2 separate regions of the Homo sapiens genome follow, and region 2 is linked to region 1. Evidence: chromatin loops called from intact Hi-C (ENCODE). Cell type or tissue: heart right ventricle. All regions are shown on one strand. Links, peaks and the distances in the headings refer to the core of each region. The heading gives the core; the rest is flanking DNA. Region 1 overlaps CDK17 (cyclin dependent kinase 17). Region 2 overlaps CDK17 (cyclin dependent kinase 17).

The links. Hi-C counts contacts between places; a loop is a spot of excess contacts. Peaks named below come from ENCODE experiments on the same cell type or tissue, not always from the same donor. Only the 100,000 strongest peaks of a DNase experiment are listed, where the experiment ranks them.
Region 2: it touches region 1 in a loop (2.4-fold over the local background); 2 of 110 quality-filtered maps call a loop at or near these places.

Annotation. Positions count from the first base shown.
Region 1 is chr12:96,305,573-96,309,980 of GRCh38, forward strand. The region is part of intron 5 of CDK17 (cyclin dependent kinase 17); the gene reads right to left. Among named protein-coding and RNA genes, the nearest start is that of CDK17, 93 kb to the right of the region's middle. In heart right ventricle, for the core only: a CTCF peak has its summit at 1,785; no DNase peak of the experiment used is centred there.
Region 2 is chr12:96,375,480-96,379,887 of GRCh38, forward strand. All of the region lies in intron 1 of CDK17 (cyclin dependent kinase 17), which reads right to left. Among named protein-coding and RNA genes, the nearest start is that of CDK17, 23 kb to the right of the region's middle. In heart right ventricle, for the core only: no CTCF peak of the experiment used is centred there; no DNase peak of the experiment used is centred there; H3K27ac peaks cover 1,849 bases.

The DNA.
Region 1 (4,408 bases), core at 166-4,165:
CAGATAGTCTTAAGCATCCTGAAAAGATGGGATAGTAAGGGGGACAACTTCTCAAGATTAAAAACAAAAAAGAACAGAATGGGTATATGCATAGGTAGATTTGCAAGTTTGTTATACAGAAAAGGAGGGAGTTTTCGGTTAATGGCCACCCCCTTTTTTTTTGAGACAGGGTCTCTTGCTCTGTCGACAAGGCTGGAGTGCAGTGGTGCAATCATGGCTCACCACAACCTCATCCTCTTGGGCTCAAGTGATCTTCTCACCTCCTACCTACTGAGTAGCTGGGACTACAAAGGTGTGCCACCACGCCTGGCTAGTTTTGTTAATTTTTTGTAAAGATGGAGGTCTCACTATGTTGCCCAGGCTGGTCTTGGACTCCTGGGCTCAAGCAAACCTCCTGCCTCAGCCTCTCAAAGTGGTGGGATTACAGGCATGAGCCACAACATCTGGCCCTCTCTCTTTTTTATGATATAGGAAGAGAGATCATCTGCTTACAGTAAGAGAGGAAGAGTTAATCAGAGAAAGACAGTGGGATAGCCAGACAACACTGGGGATCTATGCGAGATTGATGACCATAAATTTATATTAGACCCATTCAGCCCTACTGTATAACTTTCTCCAGGAAAAATGAATTGTTTCTTAATTCCTACTCAAGCAAAGGTTTTATGTTATTTTTACTACTCATTATATATTGCCATTAGAAAATATGAAAATAGGCCAGGAGAGGTAGCTTACACCTGTAATGTCAGTGATTTTGGAGGCCAAAGCGGGAGGACTGCTTGAGGCCAGGAGTTCAAGACAAGCCTGGATAATATAGTATGACCCTGTCTCTACAAATAATTTGTACAAAAAAAAAAATTATATATATATATGAGAACAACACATTGAAAGTTTAAAACTTTTAGAAGACAAGGCTAAATTTTACATTTTACCTTAAAAAATATTTTATTTTTTAGATTAAGGGTATATTATCCATGGAAAAATGAAGTCTAGTACATGTGAAGAATATTTTTCTTTTCCTACCTCCTTTCTATCCATCCCTAATCTTTACCCATCTCCTTTACACATAAACCAAGGGTCCAGACTTCTATGCTGAAGAACTGATCTCTTTGAAAAAACTTTTACTTTTTAGGTATATAAAGAATATATTATCCACAGATACACAAATTCTAATACATATAAAAAAATGAGTTTCTTTTTCCCACTCCTTTTCCATCCATCCCTAACTTTCACATGCCCTCCCTTCACTGACTATGTTCAAATATAAACCTAGGGTAGAGATTTTCATTTTGAAGAATAATTTTTAATGTATTTCCAAAAAGTATGCTTTACTAAGGTAGATGAATAATGAAATGGATGCATCAGTAAAATCCAAAACATAGCTGGCATGATTTATCTGAAATCTATAAGCCATTTCAGAATTTTCTGAAAAGGGAAGTAGGCAGGCCAGGCGCAGGGGCTCACGCCTGTAATCCCAGCACTTTGGGAGGCTGTGGCAGGAGGATCACCTGAGATGGGGAGTTCAAGACCAGCCTGACCAACATGGAGAAACCCCATCTCTACTAAAAATACAAAATTAGCCGGGTGTGGTGGCGCATGCCTGTAATCCCAGCTACTCGGGAGGCTGAAGCAGGAGAATCGCTTGAACCCGGGAGGCGAAGGTTGCGGTGACCCGAGATCATGCCATTGCACTCCAGCCTGGGCAACAAAAGTGAAACTCTGTCTCAAAAAAAAAGCGGGGGAGGTAGGTAGGAACACTTAACCATAAATAAAAACTTTAATCACTTAGCATTCATTAGAGGGCACTGTTTTTCTTAATATCATGTAGACTGTAAAAGATAGCTCCTAAATGATAGCTTAAAAAAATTACATGGTGATTAAATCACATTTTTACTCCCAATTGGAACAAATACAACCTCAAAATTTATCCTAAGTACCAATCTTTGATAAAAACTGATAGCCGAAGAAAACTTTTGACTTGACAATCAAATGGCAAAATCATCCCAATAAAAATGTCTTGGCCAGGCACAGTGGCTTATGCCTGTAATCCCAACACTGTGGGAGGCTGAGGCAGGTGGATCACTTGAGGTCAGGAATTCAAGACCAGCTTGGCCAACACGGCAAAACCCCATCTCTACTAAAAATGCAAAAATTAGCCAGGCATGGTGGCACATGCCTGTAATCTCAGCTACTAAGGAGGCTGAGGCATGAGAATCACTTGAACCAGAGGCAGAGGTTGCAACGAGCCGAGATCGCGCCATTGTACTCCTGCCTGGACGACAAAGTGACACTCTGTCTCACACACACAGACACACACACACACAAAAAATGTCTTAAGCAGTGATGCTAAATTATGATAATCATATGCTTATACCAAAATCAAGTTTGTGTTATACTTTTTACCATATTTATATACTGGTGAATGTCAAATAACAATGTGCTCATGGTATATACAGCATAAAGTGATTTTATTTTTTAGAGTATGTCACCAAAATATTTTGTAGACTATCTAACTAGAATATCTAATCTGGCCCACAGGGGCCAGATGCTATGGGCGGCTCACACCTATAATCCTAGCACTTCGGGAAACCAATGCAGAAGGACCGCTTGAGCCCAGGCATTTGAAACCAGCATGGGCAACACAGTGAGATGCCATCTCTAAAAAAAAAAAAAAAAAAAAAAAGTTTTTTAATTAGCTGGGTGTGATGGTGTACACCTGCAGTCTTAGCTACTCAGGAGCCTGACATGTGAGGATTGCTTGGGCCCAGGAGTTCAAGATTACAGTGAGCTATGATCGTGCTACTGCATTCCAGCCTAGGTGACAGAGTGAGACCTTGTCTCTAAAGAAAATAGTTCCATTATATAATAATATGTAAAGGCTGGATGCAGTGGCTCACCCCTGTAATCCCAGCACGTTGGGAGGCCGAGGCGGGTGGATCACCTGAGGTCAGGCATTCAAGACCAGCCTGGCCAACATGGTGAAATCACATCTCTACTAAAAATACAAAAATTAGCAGGACATGGTGGCGCATACCTATAATCCCAGCTACTCGGGAGGCTGAGGCCAGAGAATCGCTTGAACCCGGGGAGGCAGACTGCAGTGAGCCAAAATTGCACCACTACACTCCAGCTTGGGTGACAGAGCAGGACTCCGTCTCCAAAAATAATAATAATAATAATAATAATAATAATAATAATGTAAAAAAGGAGATACAACAACTGCTAGCAATCCAAGAGTCATCATCAATTTCTCTTCCTTCAGGTGCAAAGTCCAAGTGGGTATTAGGTGGTATTTTATCCCTTCCTGGTCCCTAGGATTTATGTTCTGCTTTCTATTTCCATCTGATTGCCACATCATCCTTAATTTTGAATACATTCCTAATTCTCCCTGCCTCTAGTCTTTCTCTCTAATTCATTGTTTGTACTTTTCCTAAAGCTATTGCTATGAAACAAAAATGTGACCATGTCAGCCTTTGTTTAAATAAATACCTTTGATGTCTTCTCATTACATGGGAAGAAGTCCAGACTTCTTGGCCTGACCTCTAAGGCTTTTCATTCTGGATCTGTCCTGTCCGTTCAAGCCATAGCTTTTATATTATTCCATATTACCCTTCATATCAGTTCTGATTTCCCAAACATGACATCTACACCCAAACCTCTGGGTTTTAGTTTTAGTACATGAAGTTTCCTCTTCTTACAACACCCTTCATTCATAGGCCGTTTTTGACTGACAAATTTCTGCCCATCCTTCTAGGACCAGCTCAAGTGCTATCTCTGTAAGCTTGTGATTTGCCAAGGCATTTTACTTGCTGCCTCTTTTGTTGTCCCAAAGCACTTTATATGTATCTCTACTACAGGACTATAGTCATCCAAAAGAGATTCTCACATAAACAATCACCTGAATTTACATTAAAGTGATACTGCAATAAGAAAAGTTATCCTTTGAATAAATGGTGCTGGGTTAATTACTAAATATTAAGAAAATATATTTGTAAGACATGTAACTGACAAAGGTCCTGTATATAAAGTATACTTAAAAATTCGTATAAACCAATAAAAAAGACAGAAAACCCAATAGAAAAAAGAAGAAAAACAGACTTGGGTAGTTAATTCACAAAAGAGAGTATCTAAATATAAACATACAATAAACATACGATGAATAATAAACACACAGAAAGGTGTTCAACTTAGTCATCAGAGAAATGCAAAATAAAACCAAGAGACCACTATCAACTTGCTAGAAAACTTAAAATAATAATTTTTAAAAGACATTATCAAAAGTTGGCAAGGAGAACAACCAGAACTATTATATGCTAGTGATATACGTATAAGTTGGTACAACCACTCTGGAAAGCTGTTGACAGTATCTAGGGAAGCAGAATATAATGCAACAATTCCACTCCTAGGTAAG
Region 2 (4,408 bases), core at 1-4,000, 70 kb after region 1:
GACTCCCAAATTTCCATCTCTGATCCTAACCTTTTTTTTTTTTTTTTTTTTTGAGACAGAGTTTTGCTCTTGTTGCCTAGGCTGGAGTACAATGGCGCGATCTCAGCTCACTGCAACCTCCGCATCCTGGGCTCAGCTCACTGCAACCTCCGCATCCTGGGTTCAAGTGATTCTCCTGCCTCAGCCTCCTGAGTAGCTGGGATTACAGGCACCCACCACCACGCCTGGGTAATTTTTTGTATTTTTAGTAGAGATGGGGTTTCACGATGTTGGCCCGGCTGGTCTCAAACTCCTGACCTCAGGTGATCCACCTGCCTTGGCCTCCCAAACTGCTGGTATTACAGTGATCCTGACCTCTTTATTAAGCTGCAGACTCACCTATCCAACTGCCTACTTGGGCATGTCTGACACCTAATTGTTAAAGTCAGGCCTCATTCCCCAGGGGAAAAATTGAAAGTCAAACTATTCACCAAGAGAATGCATTGTCTTTGCAAATGAGCCTAAGAATCAGACTTTTTATAAATACATGTTCAAGTTTCTTGTGGTTCTAAATGGACACTGAGAACTGAAACTGTCTACACCAAGTTTACAATCTATATTAACTATCATTATACAGCTGTCTTCAACAACATGACTTTGCTATTCCAGGAAACTCCTGCTCAGGCAGATAAGAGCTACAAAAAACTTCATTGTTCATTTCAGGAACTTCCCAAAAAACCCATATAAACCAACATCAGACTATTCAATTTTTCAATAAATAGTAGCAAATGATTGTTCACTTTCTAAGACACTGAAAAAGCTTACCTCAAAACTCTTACCTTGGTATGTCTGTCCAATCAAACTATTATATCATGATCCTCACCTAATTCTAATAAAGCTTTGAAATACTTAAACCAGACTCCAAAACATCAATAATAAACACTCCAACTTTGATGTTCCTTTCTGGTTTGCCATTCTTATCAACACCCACATGGCCCCCTACAAATGCTTATAAGCAATATACTCAACAGATAATTTTTGGTGGTATTTTCCAGCAGCCAAAATTCCGCAGTACCACCAGACAGCTTCCCAAATGTCTGTTACAAGCTCAGTTCAGTGACACTAGTCTCATCACAAGCAATGTGGGGAAAATATTAATACTGTTATAAAAGGTTAAGATAAATCATCACCCTATATTAGGCAGTATCCACTGACACTACTGGCCAGTTTCTTAATGAGTTAAAACAGCAAACTGGCCTACTAATTAAACTTCTGAAGATTATAAAATAGAGTTTAGTAATCAGAGGACCATAAAACCAGTAGGAGTTCTAAGGAAGATGAGAAACAGATCACAGACAGGTTTAATAATCTAAAAAGGAATCCTATAAGAAACAGGATAAGGAAAAAACCAATTGATACATGAATAATCCACAATACTGATAATCAGTAGAAAAAATACTACAAAATATACAATTTAACAGTGAAAAGAAACTCTAAAGGAGTTTCCATTTACTATAATAATCATGATCAGTAATCAGAAAGTTGAGACTTCTTACTGAGAGTAAATGCCTAAGTATTTCTTTTACTATAAGTCATCTGAATCACCTATATGGCCACAACCATGCTGATGCAGGTATAACCAGAAAGCAAGGGGTAAGCATTTAAAATGCCTCAAAGATTGAGAGGAACTGAAGGATCCAAATTTTAAAATCCAAATGTGAAAAACACAACCACAAGTATTAGAAGAAAATGTGGATGAACTTCCTTATAACCTTGGAATGGTGAAGACTTTTCTAAATATATTTCAAAATCCAAAAACATAAAAGAAAAAATTACTTCACCATATAAAAGTCGAAAGTTATGCATGAAAAAACATAATCTAAAATATACATATTTGCAACCCACATCACAAATAAAGGGCTAATCTCCCAACAGAAAATTCCTGAAAACAAAGACCAATGACCTAAGAGAAAAATAAAGGACATGAGAATTCAAAGAAGGGAAAAAACGTAAAATGCCCCTTAAACATATGAAAAAATGTCCAATGTCATTGATAATGAGAAAAATACAATAACCTGAGTTAAACCAGTTCTCATCTATCAAATGCAAAACTCAAAAAGTCTGACAACACATTCAGTTGCTGAGGTTATGGGAAACAGGCCTGTTGCACATTTAGGTGGTAGTACAAAATGGCAATCTGGCAGCATCAGAATTACAGAAGCAGTTTTTTTTTTTCGTTTTTTTTTTTTTTTTGAGATGGAGTCTCGCTCTGTCGCCCAGGCTGGAGTGCAGTGGTGCGATCTCGGCTCACTGCAAGCTCCCCCTCCCGGGTTCACGCCATTCTCCTGCCTCAGCCTCCCAAGTAGCTGAGACTACAGGCGCCCGCCACTACGCCCAGCTAATTTTTTGTATTTTTAGTAGAGACAGGGTTTCACCGTGTTAGCCAGGATGGTCTTGATCTCCTGACCTCGTGATCCGCCCACCTTGGCCTCCCAAAGTGCTGGGATTACAGGCGTGAGCCACTGCGCCCGGCCCAGAAGCAGTTTTTTAAAAGTGAACTTTTAGTATCGTTTTAGATTTACAGAAAAATAGTAAAGAGTTCCCTTAAACCACACACTCAGTTTCCGCTAGTAAGATCTTACATTAGTATGGTACTTATTGGCAGGAAGTCACCTCATGTAGCTCACACTTGAAAGGTGGGGAGTTGTATTATACTTCCTTGAGGGCTGTGTATCTAATTATGCACAGATTTGTCTATTCTTCCCCCATTTATTTATTTAGTCAGTCATTTACTTCTATCAGCATGAACTCATGGATATTATTTTATACTTTGGGTTATAATTCAATATTACTTTTTTGTTGCTCAAATTATTCCAGTATTGGCTACTGGGAACTCTTTCAGTTGGCTGTGTCCCTTTGACATAACTCATTCGTGTTTTTGTTTGAATAGTTCCTTCCTTTCCAGCACTACAAGATACTCCAGGTTGATCTTACAGTTTTATTAGCTGCCCCAGTCCTAGAATCAGCCATTTCTCCACAAAGGCCTGGTTCCTTTTACTGGAGAATGGTGTTAGAAACCAAGATCTGGGCACCAGGTGTGCTCACTGCTACAGGGATATTGTTGCTTCTAGGTTCTCTCAGCTGACAGTGGAAGAAAATACTTGACCTAAAGATCTACAATTGCTTGTTCAAATAGAAAATGTTACATGTATATTGTTATTCATTTGGCATTGTAACAGCAAAAAATAGAAAACAACCCAAATAGCCACAAAGGATTGAGTGACTAAACTACGGTACATCTACATAAGAAAATACTATGAAGCTATTAAAAATAAAGATCTTTATCTAGATATGGAAAGATCTCCAGAATAAAATACACATTTGTTTGTAACTACAAAAGGAAAACACTGGAAGGATAAACAGGATACCAAAAAGTGTGGAAGGAAAATAAAGTAGCAAGCAAAGGAAGAAATAAGACTTCGTGTACATCTTTCTACATACTTGAGTTTTATCTATCCCAAAAAAATAAGTTTAATTTTAAAAAGAACTTAAAATGGTTATAATAGTGGAAGAATCTGAAGGTTCAAATACTAAGAAAGAAAAAGATATTAATTTCTGAAGCATAAATACATACTATGAGACAGAGTAGCTCAAACCTAGGGACAATTATGTACCAAAAAAATCTAAATTTAGTAAAATGGAGGTATTTCAAGTCAAACTCAGTTGAATTTAAAGTGCTGAAATGCAGTACAGCTGCTAAAATTAACATATTATCAGAACCTGTATGTAAGTTTACTGAATTACTGTTAAATGGAAAGTGATTTATGATCACCTATATTAGCAGGGAGATAAAGGCTAAAGAAATGCAGAACAATTTATAGAAACAATTAATGTTTATATTCTTGATTATAAGATATGCTGATATTTATAGTTAAACAAAAGCATCTATCATTTCTATATTTTTTAAATCTAATTTTTTTTTTTGAGACAGGGTCTCAAGTCTGTCCCCCAGGCTGGAGTGCAGTGCCATCATAGCTCACTGCAACCTCAAATTCCTGGGATTAAGCAATCCTTCCACAGGTTGAGCTTCTTGAGTAACTAGGACTGCAGGCACACATTACTATGCCTGGCTAATTTCTTAAACATTTTTTGTAGAGACGGGGATCTCACTATGTTGCCCAGGCTGGTCTCAAACTCCTGGGCTCAAGCAATCCTTTCACCTTGGCTTCCCAAATTTGCAGGAATTACAGCCATCAGCCACCGTGTCCAGAAGTAAATCTACTATTTATATCTCTTATTTCCCCAAACAAAATGGTGAAACCAATTTCTAACATATCGAAACATTTCCTCATCGGAAGATAAAAATGGCAGAGTTTCTAAATTAAACACACATTTCCAAGTGCTCCTAAGAGACAGTAAAACAATTCTC